Linked DNA regions of Homo sapiens: region 2 is linked to region 1. Evidence: chromatin loops called from intact Hi-C (ENCODE). Cell type or tissue: spleen. All regions are shown on one strand. Each heading gives the region's core, and the rest is flanking DNA. Links, peaks and the distances in the headings are about the cores only.

Region 1 (8,325 bases), core at 194-8,193:
ACCCGGGAGGCAGAGGTTGCAGTGAGCCAAGACTGCGCCACTGTACCCCAGCCTGGGAGACAAGAGCAAAACTCCATCTCAAAAAAAAAAAAAAGCAAAAAAGAAAAGAAAAGAATAGAAAGAAAGAAAGAAAATGTTAAGAGAAATCTCCAGAAAAATGAAAATAGAACGTATAACTTGTAAACTATTAGAGGGAAAACTGAAATGGGAAAAATGAAATCAACCCAACAAATATCAGGAAAGGGAAGAAAAACAAAACATGGGAGATAGAAAACAAAAACTTATATAAAAGGAATAAGTTCAAACATTTCAATAATCACATGTAATAAATGTGAATGGGTTAAATTCACCTATTCAGGAGTCTCCCTAGACAAAAAACCTATAGGACCTATATAGATTTGAACAGTTTGAAAAAGAAATTGTATTACATCTGTCAATTTCTGAGAAAAATATATTAAGGTCTCTCGCTCTAATTGTAAAATTGTCCATTTCTCTTTATAGTTCTATCAGTTTTTGTGTTAAATATTTTGAAACTATGTTAAGAGCATAAGATTTCATCATTTTTATTTTGCTGGTAGATTGTCTCTTAGCAACATGAATTCAGATTTCCTTTTTTAATCAAGTTTTTGCCTTGAGCTCTGTTTTGTCTGATACTGATGTATGCTTACCAATAGCTTTTTGTTAGGACTTTATAAATTATATCTTTTTCTACTCTCCTATTTAGAACCTTCCTGGGTCATTAGGATTTATATGTGTTTTTTGAAGGCAGGATTTCTTTTCTTTTTTTTTTTTTTTTTTTTTTTTTGGTCTAGGGAGACTCCTGAATAGGTGAATTTAACCCATTCACATTTATTGTATGTGATTATTGAAATGTTTGATCTTATTCCTTTTATATAAGTTTTTATTTTCTATCTCCCATGGTTTGTTTTTCATCTCTTTCCTGATATTTGTTGGATTGACTTCATTTTTCCCATTTCAGTTTTTCCCTCTAATAGTTTATAAGTTATACATACTACTTCTACTTTTCTGGAGATTTCCCTTTACATTTTCACATACATACTTAACCTTATTCTACGAATATCTACAGTTAATTAGAATCTATATCCACTCTCTATCAAGACAAGAGCTTCAGCACACATTTACTCTCTACTGCTCCACAAACTCCTCAACACTTAAATTGATAATATCTAATATTTTAGTTGCAGATTGTTATTAATTTTCAAGCAATCAACACTTACTTAGATTTAATAAGTTTTGTTGGTTTCTTTGCTCATCATTGTTTCTTGTATTCCACTTCTTTTTTAAGACAGGGTCTTCCTCTGTCACCCAGGCTGGAGTGCAGTGGAGCAATCACAGCTCACTGCAAGCTCAAACTCCTAGGCTCAAGTGATCCTCCCACCTAAACCTCCCAAGTTGCTGGGACTACATGCAAGCACCACCACGCCCAGCCAATTTTGCTACTTTTTGTAGACATGGGGTTTCACTATGTTTCCCAGGCTAGTTTCAAACTCCTGGCCTCAAGCAATCCTCCTGCCTTGGCCTCTCAACGTGCTGGGATTACAGGTGTGAGCTACTGCACTCAGCCTCTGTTTCTTGGATTACTTTTTCTTCTTGCTAGGGCATATCATTTAACAATTCTTTCAAAAAGGAATTTTATCAATGCTAAACGTCTTAGACATTATTTTCCTTCAGGTTTTAAAGATAATTTCTTCTTTTTTTCTGGCTTCCTGTATTCCATTATTTTGCAAGTCGTCTGTTTTCAGTCTGAAATATTTAGAGTCTTTTTTATCCCCAGTGTTCTGAAATTTCAACATGTCTGTCCAGCAAAGGCTCCCTCTTCATTTATCCTGATAGGCACTGGCAGAGTTCTGGGACATTGCCAGTCTCAGCTCTGGAAAATTTCTTCCCCTGCATTCTTTTGGTTATGTCTTCTGGGACCAGAAAATGAAACTTTGACTCTGTCCTCCATGTATCCTAACTTTTATTCTGTGCTTTCCATCTCTTTGTCCTTTCATGCTGCCTTCTAGAAGTCCTTAACTCAATCCTCTTACTCATTTCTTTGCTCGTCAGCTGTGTCCATTCTGCTATTCATCCCATTTATGGAGTTTTTTCAATGACCAGATTTTAACTTTCTAGATTCTCTAGTTGATTTTTTTGGGGATCCAATAGCCTATCCCATCTCTCCAGGGATACTGAGTACACCTTTCTAAGTCCTCATCCTGGTGCCTTAACTCCCTTTCCTTGGGTGTCAATTCTCTCATTGAGGAGTTTGCTGCCTGTCATTCACAGGCTCATCTCTGTGTCTGAAGTTCATGGTTAGCCAATCTGCAAGCATCACAGCTCTCTCCCACAGCCTGCCCCACTCGTGGGGTAGCAGAATGCACCACCAGCCACTACCTAATGTTCTGTGCATGGGGGCCTCCATTCTCCCTAAACACACCAGCCTTCCAGGACAGTGCCTGCCCCTTCAAGCCTTGCACTCACATTACTTCTGATGACCACTCCCTCAAAACACAGATACCTGTGTTATCTGCTTGGTCTGGGTGTGTGTGTGTGTGTGTGTGTGTGTGTGTGGTGGTGGTGGTCAGGAAGAGGGTTGAATTCACCTGTGGCTCCTACTGAGTACCTTGAACAATCATCCCATCAGGGCCCAGGGGCCTACAGTGGCCCCAACTTTTCGCAGCAGCCAGCCCCCTCCCACCATTGGCCCCAGCCTCTTCTGCCTTTAAGGCCTTCAGCATAGTGTCTGGTCAACCAAGCGCACCAGTCTTGTTTTCAATGTGGTTGTGAATTTTAAAAACATATTTTTTGTCCCCTTAGAGGATTTGGGATGATGGGGGAGGCTTCAGTGTGAGTCACCTGCTACCCCATCCCTTTCTATTTCTTGCATGCCTCTGGGCATCTTAATCTCTGCAGCCTGAGGTGCTGGGCATCAGCCCTGGAGTCAAGCTGAGCCTGGACTGCACCTTCTCAGCATGACTTTTCACAGAATTGAAAGAGTCTAGGCCAGGCACGGTGGCTCACACCTCTAATCCCAGCACTTTGGAAGGCCAAGGCGGGTGGATCACCTGAGGTCAGGAGTTCGAGACAAGCCTGGCTAACACAGTGAAACCTCGTCTCTACTGAAAATACAAAAAATTAGCCGGGCCTGGTGGCGGGCACCTGTAGTCCCAGCTACTCAGGAGGCTGAGGCAGGAGAATGGTGTGAACCTGGGAGGCGGAGCTTGCAGTGAGCCAAGATCGTGCCACTGCACTCCAGCCTTTGCGACAGAGCGAGACTGTCTCAGAAAAGAAAGAAAGAAAGAAAGAAAGAGTCTATGTGGGCTGGGCGCTGTGGCTCATGCCTGTAATCCCAGCACTTTGGGAGGCCGAGTCAGGTGGATCACCTGAGGTCAGGAGTTCAAGAACAGCCTGGCCAACATGGTGAAACCCTGTCTCTATTAAAAATACAAAAATTAGCCAGGCGTGGTGGCTCACACCTGTAGTCCCAGCTACTTGGGAGGCTGAGGCAGGAGAATCGCTTGAACTTGGGAGGGGCTGAGGTTGTGGTGAGCAGAGATGGCACCATTGCACTCCAGCCTGGGCGATAGAGTGAGACTCCATCTCAAAAACAAAGAAAACGTCTATGTGGACCTTATTTCATCCTCACCAGGATTCATGACGTGATGAAGTGTCTGGCATCTGCTCAATATATGTAGGATCCTCTCCCCATTTCTCCCTTGCCACCGCCGTAGAAAGTCAACTCCTTCCCTGGTGTCTGTTTGCAGTTAGCAGTCTAGGCAGTGAGTCCTGTAGGGGACAGAAGAGATAGACTACCCGGGGGGCTGGAGTCGTCGGGGACCTTTTGGCGGAAGGGACAGGCGGGCAGGGCCTTCAAGGAAGAACAGGCTTGAAATAAGTGGTGAGGGAAGGAAGAGATTCAGGCTGGAGGTGGGGGCAGGCGGGAAAGACAGACCAAGGTGAGGTGTGGGAATGTCAGGGAAAACCATCGTCTGCTTTGTTTAGGCAGAGGTCAGGGTCTCAAATGCCATAGGGGGCCAGGAGGTGACAAACCTGGGACCAGGGCTGGGTCTGAGGGCGGGGGGACTGAATCCTGGGGCAGGATGCTTAGTCAGGTTACTGCCCAACCAGCCCAGCCGTCTGTGCCCACCTTCTGAGGACTTGCGGTGGAGGATATAAAAGTACCCTGAAAAAATACAGTGAGCCGCCAAAGTGCTTCTGAGGGCTGCCAGCTTGCAACCTCTGGCGTGTGTGGGCGCTCAGTGCTGGGACCATGGGAGGGGCCTGCAGCAAATGGAACCTACCATGAGAACAGGGACCCATGGATGTCTTTGGGCACCTGCCTTCCTCCTAGCCAGGCCTGCGCAAAACCCCAGCCACCCCCCAGTCTGTCTCTGAGGCCTCAAATGCCCACAGCACTTTGCTCTTTTAGGTGAAGTCACAGCTCTGGTGATTCATCTTGCCCCCCGGCCAACCAAGTGGTTGAGGCCCCCAGGGCCTGCCCACAGGAGCTTCCAGAACGTGCCTGGGGTCAGAAAGAGATGCTGATCATTAGGAACATCCTTATGGGACCAGAACATGGGGCAGGTCTGGTCTGGGTGGTGACTGCAGGCCCCAAGAGAGGTCCCTCCAGGGAGGCAGTGAGGACTTAAGCATCCAGAGCCGGTCCTCTGGCATCATCCAGTGGCCATTTGTGTGAATTGCAGCCCCACACCACTGCCTGATCATTCTCCAAGGAGCCAAAACTACCAGGAGTAGCAGAAAACCAGGGTGAGAATACAAGATTTCTGCCCACAGCCTGTTTGCATCTCCTCAGCCCTGCTTCTTTCTAAATTTTAAGGAGACTGATTATTGCTGGGTTCCTTTAGGCCCCGACCTGTGAGTACAAGCCAGCCTTGCCAAATCTAATCAAGGACTTTTTTTTTTTTTTTGTAATTTTATCCAAATTGCCAACTGGGCAGAGACGATTCCTGAACAGGCAATTTGGCTACTATTTGTACATATTTCTACCCTTAAGAGTCATCTTGTTACAGCCCTGGCATAAACTGGCTTAGGGCCTGTAAGAGCCCAGAGGAAAAGAGTCTTTTTTGGACTGTAGCGCGTGAAGACCCAGCCTCTCCCTCTCCAAAGCCGCAGGGCACCCTCAGCCTAGCCCCCCAGGCCTGGGCAGCTCTGGATAAAGGTAACACTGCAAAAGCTGCTGCTGACACAGCCCACACTGCCTCCCTGCTGCAGGGAAGTCAGAGCCAGGGCTTGTGCAGAAAGCGCCGGTAAAGACAGGTGAGCGGCAGGTGCAAAGCCGCAGGAGAGAGGCATGCGAAGAGCCCCAGGAGCCCCGAGCGCCGGGGAGATGGGGAGGGCCAGGTCCTGAAGGGTCTTCTTCCAGTGCTAAGCTAAGGAGATCCCACTTCATCCCCAACGTGACAGGGAGCTGTGGGTGGGCTAGAGGTGCAGCCCGAGGCCCAGCTGAAACCTGCACAAAGCCCTGGCTTGGAAGCAGAGCGACTTTCCTCTTCAGGCCTCCTTAAGGTCTTGCTGGTAGTGCATGCTTGAGGTTTGTGGCTGGGGACAAGAAGGTTTCTGCTGGTCAAGGGTGAGCCCCCTACCCTGGTAGGCTGCTCACGGGTCCTCAGTCTGGCTGGCGCCCTGGGCCCATCAGACATTTGTCCACAGCAGCCCGGGGCGTAAGGGGAAGAAGAGCTGGCCCAGGAGGGCAAGAAGAGCAGGTAGGGAATGGGGCCCTTCCCCCTTCTTTCCCCACAGCTGCCTGTACCCATGCACGCCCCATCATAAGCACGCGCGAGCAGTCATTTGAAGGGGGCTGTGCTGCCACCTGGTGGCCACACCAGGACAATGTCCCTGGAAGGACTCCAAGTTCCTGTGGAAGGCCCCTCTTCCCCATTTAGGACTCCCTCCCCTGAGCCCACCGCCTTGCTTTACAGATGAAGTCAGTTCCCTCAATCAAGCAGCAACATTCTGGAATAAATGTCCCTATTTCCTTCAACCCTTTCTCATGGATGCTGACCCACTCTCATTTGTCAGCAGAGGAAGTCGGCTCAGAGAACAGTCACACAGCAAGTCGATGGCAGCGCCAGGCCCTGTCCTGCAGACTCCTTGTCCCTCTCTCCTCTGAAGCAAACTCTGGGGGCTGAGCTCCCACCCCAGCCTTGCTTGCTGTGTGGCTTGGGGCTTGCCAATGAGCCTCTCTGAGTCCTGGTTTCCTGGGGTTGACACCATGATGCAGGGTATAGGAAGGGTTAAATGAGGCGCAGGTGTAACAGAATCGGGTGCACATGCAAAAACTCAGATGTGCAAATAACTGTTCCCTATTAACTACAACTAATCACTTTTTTTAATTGCCAATTAAAATGAACTCAGTCTTTCCATTAAAGCGGTCTTTGGTTGAACTCAGGCTCTTTCGGGGAAGCATTGAGTCGTTCAAAGTTTCCATGCCCTGGAGGGGCTGATGATCCCTCTGTGCTTGAGAGGGTCTCCCTCATTTCCTTCCCTGCCACGGGCACATCTGGATCCAGGAGCTGGCTTCTGCTTCAGGGCCTGGCCGTGCTGCCTTGTTTCGCCGGGTGGGCCTCCGCCCTGCCTGCTGAAGCTCCTGAAGCTCGGCGAGGGGCCTGCTCCTGAGGCCCAGCCTGGGCCCCAGGGGTGCTCTGAGCCCCTCAGGTCTGGCTGCAGCTCCCATCTGACCCCAGACCGCATGGTCCCCCGCAGCCCTCAGCCCCAGCTCACTTCGCCAAGCAGGCAGTTGCCCACCAAAGTTCTTGACCGTGGTTCCTCCACAAGCACACAGAATCCCCTGGATTTTTCCTTTCCAGGCTGAGGAAGAGCAGGGGGCCTTGGGGCTCTACCTGGGGCTCACCTGCTCAACCTCTCTCATGCCATGCAGAACCAGCCCCTCACCAGCTGGGGTTTCTGTGGGATTCCTGTTCTCTTGCTCATACCCCCCAACACATACAACTACTATTGAACCAAGACAAATGGGGGTCACTTCCCAGGGCCCTGGCTCATCCTCCAACAGCGTGGCCCCTCCGAGGCTCTCCTCCCACCTAGGACCAGGGGCAGATTACAGTCTAGTGGGACCTTTCCCCAGGTCATCTCCTTCCTCCCTACCCCATGGACTTCCTGTCCTGGATGACACCTGCCCTACCTTCCCATGGGGTGGTGGGGGTCATCACTTGGCCTGATTGGCAGGAGTGCAGGGAAGAAAACTGAGGCAACAGGAGTTGTCTACAAAGTGCTGTCTCCATTGCATATGTAAGCGCCAGGCCAGTCACACGGTGGAAGATCAATTCGCTCATATCCCCTTCTCCTCACCCTCCTTGGCCCCAAGACTGACAACTGAGGCCACCTCAGTGGCTGGGCCTGCCCCTCTGGCCTCTAAGAATTGGCCTGCTCTGGCCTGACCCTTTCTGCCTGTCCTGTGGTTTTGCTGCAAGCTGAGCATCTGGCACCCACCTCGGATGGAAGCCCAGCTCCTGACCCCAGGCCCTGCTTTACCCAGGAACACCTGGGCCCCAAGAGAATGCCAGGCCAGACGACAGTGCCAGGAGGCCACAAGCGCAGCCCCAGCATGGCCACCGCCTAGGGCAGCCCCAGCAGGCCTGGCCACACAGAGATGGTTCGTGCCATCCCTAACCAGGAACAGCTCCAGAGGGTGGTTCTGTGGCTGTGAAATGTGCTGATCACAGTGGCGGGACACAGTAAGCACTAAGGAAACAGCTATTGTCAGATTGATGCTTGATGTGGTCCCAACAAATGGGGAATCCTGACCCAGAAAACTAAAGAAACCCCATGGTCTTTCTGCCTTCAAGCCCGAGGCCAGCCTGGAGGGCTCCAGTCCGCACCACTTCGGGTGTGTGTGTATGGTGCACACACATGTGCCCCCTTCATCTCTGCTTCGTCATCCTCATCCCGGCTGCCATCCATTGAGCCGCATCTATATGCCGGACACTCAGAGAGAGATGCCCTTAAAATGTCCATTTTGCAATTTAAAAAAACACCCCCACTAAAGCTCAGGCATAGAAGCAGAGCATAGAGGTCTGCAGGGGGGTTGGGAAGGGAGTTGGGGGGACAGCCACCCTTCCTCTGCCCTGGGCTGCGGCTCCTGCCGCCGAGCTTCCCTGCCTGGCTGGGCTGCCCCAGGCCTCCCTCCCTCCCCAGCATTTGGGCCCCTCGTGAATGAGGACACATTTTACAGAGTCATGTGACCCCCCGCCCCGTGACCACCCAGCAGCCCATGTAAGAAGACCACGTGATGGAACCCGAGGGCTGAAAAGTGCCATTAGTGCCACCCCAGGGTGCACGGGACGC
Region 2 (8,325 bases), core at 179-8,178, 83 kb before region 1:
GTCTCACTGATAGTTTGTCAGCCTTGCATCCCATCTGCCCCATGTGGGTCCTGTGAAGCTGCTGGTCAACCTATCCCCTGGCTTTGGGGGAATGCAACCCATGTCTGGCCAACTGTGGTGCCCCATTTCCCAGTCTAGAGTTGTTGGTCCAAGAGGAGGCTCTCTCTTACTCTGAAATCATGAGCTGAGGGTTTACTGTGTATGCCTGAAGCTATCAGACAATGAAGAAAGAAGAGAGAGAAAGAGAGAGATTTGAGCACCTGGGTCCAGCTATGACTGAAGCTAGCAAGACACCCATCTTTGTTCTCTGAAATTATGTAAGAAAGTAAACTCCCTTTTTGGAATTTTGCTTGTTTACTTTTGCTTAAGTTAACTTGAGCTGGAATTTCATCATCACAATTAAAAACATCCTAACAACTTATCCCTTGAAAATCATGTGCTTTGCGCCCAGCCAGCCGCCCCGTCAGGGAGGGAGGTGGGGGGGTCAGCCCCCCGCCAGGCCAGCCGCCCCGTCCGGGAGGGAGGTCGGGGCGTCAGCCTCCAGCCCGGCCAGCCGCCCCGTCCGGGAGGTGAGGGGCGCCTCTGCCTGGCCACCCCTACTGGGAAGTGAGGAGCCCCTCTGCCCGGCCAGCGGCCCCGTCCGGGAGGGAGGTGGGGGGGGTCAGCCCCCCACCCGGCCAGCCGCCCCGTCCGGGAGGGAGGTGGGGGGGGTCAGCCCCCCGCCCGGCCAGCCGCCCCGTCCGGGAGGGAGGTGGGGGGGGTCAGCCCCCCGCCCGGCCAGCGGCCCCGTCCGGGAGGGAGGTGGGGAGGTCAGCCCCCCGCCAGGCCAGCCGCCCCGTCCGGGAGGGAGGTCGGGGCGTCAGCCTCCCGCCCGGCCAGCCGCCCCGTCCGGGAGGTGAGGGGTGCCTCTGCCTGGCCGCCCCTACTGGGAAGTGAGGAGCCCCTCTGCCCGGCCAGCCGCCCCGTCCGGGAGGGAAGGTGGGGGGGTCAGCCCCCCGCCCGGCCAGCCGCCCCGTCCGGGAGGGAGGTGGGGGGGGTCAGCCCCCCGCCCGGCCAGCCGCCCGGTCCGGGAGGGAGGTGGGGGGGGTCAGCCCCCCGCCCAGGCCAGCCGTCCCGGTACCGGGAGGGAGGTGGGGGGGGTCAGCCCCCCACCCGGCCAGCCGCCCCGTCCGGGAGGGAGGTGGGGGGGTCAGCCCCCCGCCCGGCCAGCCGCCCCGTCCGGGAGGGAGGTGGGGGGGTCAGCCCCCCGCCCGGCCAGCCGCCCCGTCAGGGAGGGAGGTGGGTTCAGCCCCCCGCCAGGCCAGCCGCCCCGTCTGGGAGGGAGGTCGGGGCGTCAGCCTCCCGCCCGGCCAGCCGCCCCGTCTGGGAGGTGAGGGGCGCCTCTGCCTGGCCGCCCCTACTGGGAAGTGAGGAGCCCCTCTGCCAGGCCAGCCGCCCCGTCCGGGAGGGAGGTGGGGGGGTCAGCCCCCCGCCCGGCCAGCCGCCCCGTCCGGGAGGTGAGGGGCGCCTCTGCCCGGCCGCCCCTACTGGGAAGTGAGGAGCCCCTCTGCCCGGCCACCACCCCGTCTGGGAGGTGTGCCCAACAGCTCATTGAGAACGGGCCAGGATGACAATGGCGGCTTTGTGGAATAGAAAGGCGGGAAAGGTGGGGAAAAGATTGAGAAATCGGATGGTTGCCGTGTCTGTGTAGAAAGAAGTAGACATGGGAGACTTTTCATTTTGTTCTGTACTAAGAAAACTTCTGCCTTGGGATCCTGTTGATCTGTGACCTTACCCCCAACCCTGTGCTCTCTGAAACATGTGCTGTGTCCACTCAGGGTTAAATGGATTAAGGGCGGTGCAAGATGTGCTTTGTTAAACAGATGCTTGAAGGCAGCATGCTCGTTAAGAGTCGTCACCACTCCCTAATCTCAAGTACCCAGGGACACAAACACTGCTGAAGGCCGCAGGGTCCTCTGCCTAGGAAAACCAGAGACCTTTGTTCACTTGTTTATCTGCTGACCTTCCCTCCACTATTGTCCTATGACCCTGCCAAATCCCCCTCTGTGAGAAACACCCAAGAATTATCAATAAAAAATAAATAAATTAAAAAAAAACAAAAACAAAAACAAAAAAAACAGATGTGGAAAAAAAAAAAAAAAAAAAAGAAAATCATGTGCTTTGTAGCAGTAACAAACAAATGAAGAGCAGATTTTCACTTGATTAAAGCCTGACCAGACCAATGATCCATACCCTGCTGTCTGCGGCCTACAGAAACCGCCCTTCCTCCACCACCAAAGGAAAAAAGATAACACAAATTAGAAGAAACAAACAGACCTAAAGCAAGCCACAGCTGTCTCCTGGTTGGTGCCAACGCGCCAGCATTGAGCTGGCCCTGCCCGGATGGTTTTCTTGTCACCCTGGTTGTCCTCAAGCTCTGTGAGCATAAAGACTGTGTTTTCTGTGTTTTCACAGCCAACTTCATATAGGAGTTCACAAGCAGATATTCAAAAGTGGCTCCTTAAATAGACTAAAACGCATAACGCTTGCTTTTAAGTTAATAGCCAATGTTCAATGAGTCCTATGTTCCAGGCCTGGGGCTGAGTGCTTTACCTGCGATGGCTCACTCAATCACCATGAGTGGAAGGTGGTTTCTATTATTATCCTCATTTTACAGATGAGAAGACTGAGGCCCCAGGAGTTGGCGATTTTCCTAACGTCACAGGCTGCTAGAGCTCATCTGAACGCTAACACCTTTTACTTGTTTATTTCACCCTGAAACATTGACATTGCTGACATGCTATAGGACTTCAATTCCTTTATGATGGAGAAATGAAAATAAATATCACCCCACTACCATCACTAAACACACACACACACACCCCTCTCTCACCGCCCTGGCCAAAGGCCTGAAACCAAAACACGGTGTTCTCTCTGCATTATTAGCCATTACCACCCGTAAGGAACCCAAGCAATGTTTTTCCGAGAAGGCCCAGGGTACAGGGGGTGCCATTCATGGAGAGCTCAAGTGCCCAGCCTGGCATTTCACAGGCCACTTGTGCATGTCTAATTGTCTTTTCTGTGTCAGGAGGGCGGGCTGTGTTTGTCAGAGGCTCATTAGGACCCTGGCCAAGGGGTTGTTTGTGATTTCAGGGCTGGGTGAGGAAAGTGCAGGGTGAGGGTTTCTGTTCCGAATGGACCTCCTGCCGAGCGCTGAGTCAAGGTTGCCAGCCAGCACCAGCCTCCCCTTCCCCCCTTTTTGGTTGGTTTTCCCCAAGCATCTGTTTGTTTTGCTCCTGCAAACAAAAGTCAAAGAGAATACATGGCTCCCAGTGAGTGAAGGAAGCAGATTTTTCTGGTCCTTCCAAAAGCACAGCAAGCCCACCTAGTCCCTTTGTACAGGGGGATTGAGCTGAGTCAGAGCAAAGAATCCCTTCACCTCACATCACTGGGCCAGCGATGCCAGCCAACAAGCCAGGAGATCCTTGTGCATTCCTGTCACAGCTTACCACGAGGCCACCAGGATCCTACTTGGGTCTATGGGTGGTATTATAAGAAATCCTGGTGCTTTGCCTGCAATGAGGGCATCCAGCCAGCAGGTGGACTGTGGGCGGTTTGCACAAGACCAAAAGAGCAAGGCCCTTGAGCCATATCTTAAGCCCGAGTAAATGTCAGCAAGATTGATCTTTTCCAGTCGTGTTTTGTACTATGTTGAACAATCTACATAGAGCAGCACCAAAACAAGGTGACACTGAGAGATTACCAGGCTAAAATTAATTAAAAATAATATATGCTTTCAATTGTGGTGAAAAATGTATAACACATTTACCATCTTAATCCCTTTTATGTGTACAGTTCAGTGCCATTACGTGCATTAACACTGTTGTGGGACCATCACCACCATTCATCTCCAGAATGTTTTTCATCTTCCCAAACGGAAACTCTATACCCATTAAACAGTAACTCCCTATCCCGTCCTCCCCCAGCCCCTGACAGTTACTGTTTTACTCTCTGTCTCTATGAATCTGACTACTTTAGGTACCTCATATAAGTGGAATTACACATTTACTATTTGTTCTTTTGTGACTGGCTTATTTCACTTAGCATGAAGTCCTTAAGGTTCAGCCATGTTGTAGCATGTGTCAAAATTTTCTTCCTTTTTCTTTTTTCTTCCTTTAAAAATTTCTTCCTTTTTAAAGTTGAATGATATTCCATTGTATGTGTAAACCCAAAGTATCTGAGACAAGTCTCAATCAATTTCAAAGTCCATTTTGCCAAGGTTAAGGACATGCCCGTGACACAGCCTCAGGAGGCTTCCAGGTCATAGGTGGATTCAAAGATTTTCTGATTGGCGGTTGGTTGAAAGAGTTTATCTAAAGACCTGGAATCAATAGAAGGGAGTGTATGGGTTAAAATTAGGGGTTGTGGAGACCAAGAATTTTATTATGCAGGTGAGGTAGCAGGCTTCAGAAAGAATAAATTCTCTTAAGGTCTCTGTTTTAATGTTAATATTGGTCAGTTATGCCTGAATTTCAAAGTAGGGAGGGTATAAGGAGGCATGCCTGACCCCTTATTCCCATCATGGCTGGACCGCCAAACAAAAACTTTGTTTTCATTTTTGTTTTTTTTTGAGACAGAGTCTCTCTCTGTTGCCCAGGCTGGAGTGCAGTGGCACAATCTCGGCTCACTGCAACCTCTGCCTCCCAGGTTCAAGTGATTCTCCTGCCTCAGCCTCTCAAGTAGCTGGGATTACAGGTGCCTGCCACCACGCCCGGCTAATTTTTGTATTTTTAGTAGAGACGGGGTTTTATCACGTTGGCCAGGCTGGCCTCAAACTCCTGACCTCAGGTGATCCACCCGCCTTGGCCTCCCAAAGTGCTTGGATTACAGGCATGAGCCACCGTGCCTGGCCTCAGATTAACTTTGGAATGCCCTTGGCCAAGAGGAGGTCCATTCAGTTGGTTAGGGGGGCTTAGAATTTTATTCCTGGTTTCTGTATGGATATACTGCATCTTGTTTACATATTTATCTGTTAATGAACATTTGGCTTGTCCCATCTTTTTGCTATTTTGAATAATACAACTATAAACAAATGTCTGTTCAAGTCCCTGCTTTCAATTCTTTTGGGCATATACCCAGAAGTGGAATTGTGGGTCATGTTGTGATTCTATGTTTAATTTTTTTTTTTTTTTTTGAGATGGAGTTTTGCTCTTGTTGCCCAGGCTGGAGTGCAATTGCACAATCTTGGCTCACAGCAACCTCCGCCTCGCAGGTTCAAGCCATTCTCCTGCCTCAGCCTCTGGAGTAGCTGGGATTACAGGCATGCACCACCACGCCTGGCTAATTTTGTATTTTTATACAGACGGGGTTTCTCCATGTTGGTCAGGCTGGTTTCGAACTCCGGGCCTCAGGTGATCCGCCCACCTCGGCCTCCCAAAGTGCTGGGATTACAGGCGTGAGCCACAACGCCCAGCCTATGTTTAAGTTTTTAAGGAACTGCCATACTATACCTGGCTAACAATTTTGATTGATACATAATCATATTATGGGGTCCACGTGATATTTTGATACATGCGTACAATGTGTAATGATCATGTCAGGGTAATTAGGATTTCCATTACCTCAAACACATATCATTCCTTTGTGTTGAGGACATTCCAAATCTTCTGTTCTAGGTATTGTGAAATATACAATGCATTATTGATAACTATAGTCACCTACTGTGCTGTCAAACACTAGAGCTTATTCCTATCTAACTGTATGCTTGTACCCATGAACCAACCTCTCCATCCCCTCTCCCTCCTGCCCTTCCCAGCCTCTGGTAGCCGGCACTCCATTCACTTCCTCTGTGAGATCCACCTTCTGAGCCCCCACATAGGAGTGAGAACATGCAGTATTTGTCTTTCTGGGCATTATACCTGGCTGAATTTAATGTCAATTCAACACATATGTATTGCACGTCGGCCATGTTGCCTGATGAGACCCGGAGCCCCCACGGAGTCCACAATATAGACAGACAAACCCTAGATGTGTGGGACTCTAAAGGCACGAGAAAGCTAGCCCTGCTGCCATCTGCAGCTGGAACAAAACAGCAGGGCCCTATAAGCCCTGGGCTTAGCTGGGAGTCTCCCACAAGGATGGAGCCCAGACATCAGAAGCGACTCAACAAGGAGTTCTTGGCCGGGCGTGGTGGCTCATGCCTGTAATCCCAGCATTTTTTAGGAGGCCAAGGTGGGTGGATCACCTGAGGTCAGGAGTTCACGAGCAGCCTGATCTTCATGGTGAAACCCCATCTCTACTAAATAGAAAAAACTTAGCCAGATTGAGGCAGGAGAATCACTTAAACCTGGGAGACGGAGGCTTTAGTGAGCTGAGATTGCACCACTGCACTCCGACCTGGGCAACAAAAGTGAAACTCTGTTTCCAAAAAAAAAAAGGAGTTCCTTTCTTTCCCACTGGCCTGGGCTTCCTTCCCTCTGGGCCTCAAGTTGATTGCCTCTTGGCCTTTTAGGGGGAGGAGAGGGCGATTCCTAAGTGAGACCACCCTCCCCAGACCACCTGACTATGCCAGCCCAATGAGAGGGCAGAGAGAAGTGATGGGCGATAAAATTGGGGGCCTGAGAGAGACCCTTGAGGGAACTTATGCCAAGCCCCAAGAGGACACTGCTGCTTGCCTAATGGTACCAGAACTTTCTCCGTGGGCAGGGTCGCAGGCAGCCCTGAATGACCCTGGGCTACAGTGCTCCATTGACAAGCCCCAGTCCTGTCAGGTCTATAGAAACCACTCTTAGCTTACCTGTGTGGCAGGCGGGTATCACTGGGCCACAGAGGGAAGGGTCGGCACTGAAGGAGAGTGGCTGAGCTGTCCTAAAGTGGGGTCCTCTACAGCCAGGTAAAGTGTTTTGCTGGACTTAGCCAAGGGCAGAGGGTGAAATGGGCCCATACACAAAGCAGTTCGTAAAATGAGCCAGACAGAAACCAGGACTCCAGTGCTCACTGTTCTGGGACTCAAGTGAGACACAGTCACACCAGCTGTCCAGTGATGCTGAAGGAAAGAAGACCACTCTCCCTGCTCACTCCCACTCTCCCAGACTCCAGCCATCAAAACTCCAGTAACCGGGCTGGGCATGGTGGCTCAGGCCCAGCACTTTGGGAGGCTGAGGCGGGTGGATCACCTGAGGTCAGGAATTTGAGACCAGCCTGGGTAACCTGGTGAAACCCCCGTCTCTATTAAAAATACAAAAAACTTAACTGGGCACGGTGGCGGGTGTCTGTAATCCCAGCTACTTGTGATGCTGAGGCAGGAGAATCACTTGAACCCGGGAGGCAGAGGTTGCAGTGAGCCGGGATTGTGCCATTGCACTCCAGCTTGGGCGACGGAGGGAGACTCTGTCTCAACAACAACAACAACAAAAAACTCCAGTAACCAGCACCCCACAAGCAGCCCCGGCTGCATCCCATTTCGTTTTAGTGTTTATTGTTTTTTATTTTTGTTTCTGAGGCCGAGTCTCACTCTGTTGCCCAGGCTGGAGTACAATGGCACGATCTCAGCTCACTGCAACCTCCACCCGCTCCGGGTTCAAGTGATTCTCCTGCCTCAGCCTCCCGAGTAGCTGGGATTACAGGGGGCTGCTACCGTGCCCAGCTAATTTTTTTATTTTTAGTTGAGACATGGTTTCACCACATTGGCCAGGCTGGTCTGGACCTCCTGACCAAGTGATCCACCCTCCTTGGCCTCCCAAAGTGCTGGGATTACAGGCATGAGCCACCGCACCGGCGTGTTTATTGTATTTTATTGTTTTAATATCCTGAATTTTAGCCAACTATAATGTGGCCACCAGCTGATACTCCACTCACCAAAATGAATCACCCACTGTTGCCCACTTCCTGATTCTTAAGAATGAAGGGGAGTGGGGGTAGGAGGGGGACCACAGCCAGATGGACCCCTTCATCCCTCCATCTGTATCGTCACCTCATTCATTGTCCCCTGGCCAGCGTCATTTGCAGCTGCGACACAAATGCTGAGCCTGGCCACCCCACCAGCCACCTCATTTACCACCTTGAGGGGATGCAGCACTATTTGATGTGATGAAGGCTTCTTAAGCAGCTGGGACTTTGGAGGTCAAGGCAGTAACTTAACCGCCAGCTCACAGCCCAACAGCACTCTTGGGAGGTGAGGCAGGCTCAGCTCCTGCAGCCAGGGGGCTGCCCGTTGATCCAGCCTCTGAAAAGTGACTCACATGCCGATTGGACTCTGATGCCTCCCAAAAGCAATAAACAGCCTGGTCTCTCTCATCTTCAGACAGTGTGCTCATGATACAATCAGAGCTTTGCAGGCAAAATTTC

The links. Peaks named below come from ENCODE experiments on the same cell type or tissue, not always from the same donor. Only the 100,000 strongest peaks of a DNase experiment are listed, where the experiment ranks them.
Region 2: it touches region 1 in a loop (5-fold over the local background); 34 of 110 quality-filtered maps call a loop at or near these places.

Annotation. Positions count from the first base shown.
Region 1 is chr17:17,352,600-17,360,924 of GRCh38, reverse strand. No RefSeq gene overlaps it. Among named protein-coding and RNA genes, the nearest start is that of NT5M, 53 kb to the right of the region's middle. RefSeq lists enhancers at 4,988-5,488, 5,489-5,989. In spleen, for the core only: CTCF peaks have their summits at 4,709, 5,657 and 5,872 (motif pointing left); DNase peaks (open chromatin) are centred at 4,094, 4,664, 5,834 and 7,564; H3K27ac peaks cover 453 bases.
Region 2 is chr17:17,435,428-17,443,752 of GRCh38, reverse strand. No RefSeq gene overlaps it. Among named protein-coding and RNA genes, the nearest start is that of MED9, 37 kb to the left of the region's middle. RefSeq lists an enhancer at 1,145-1,990. In spleen, for the core only: a CTCF peak has its summit at 3,565; a DNase peak (open chromatin) is centred at 3,576; H3K27ac peaks cover 1,712 bases.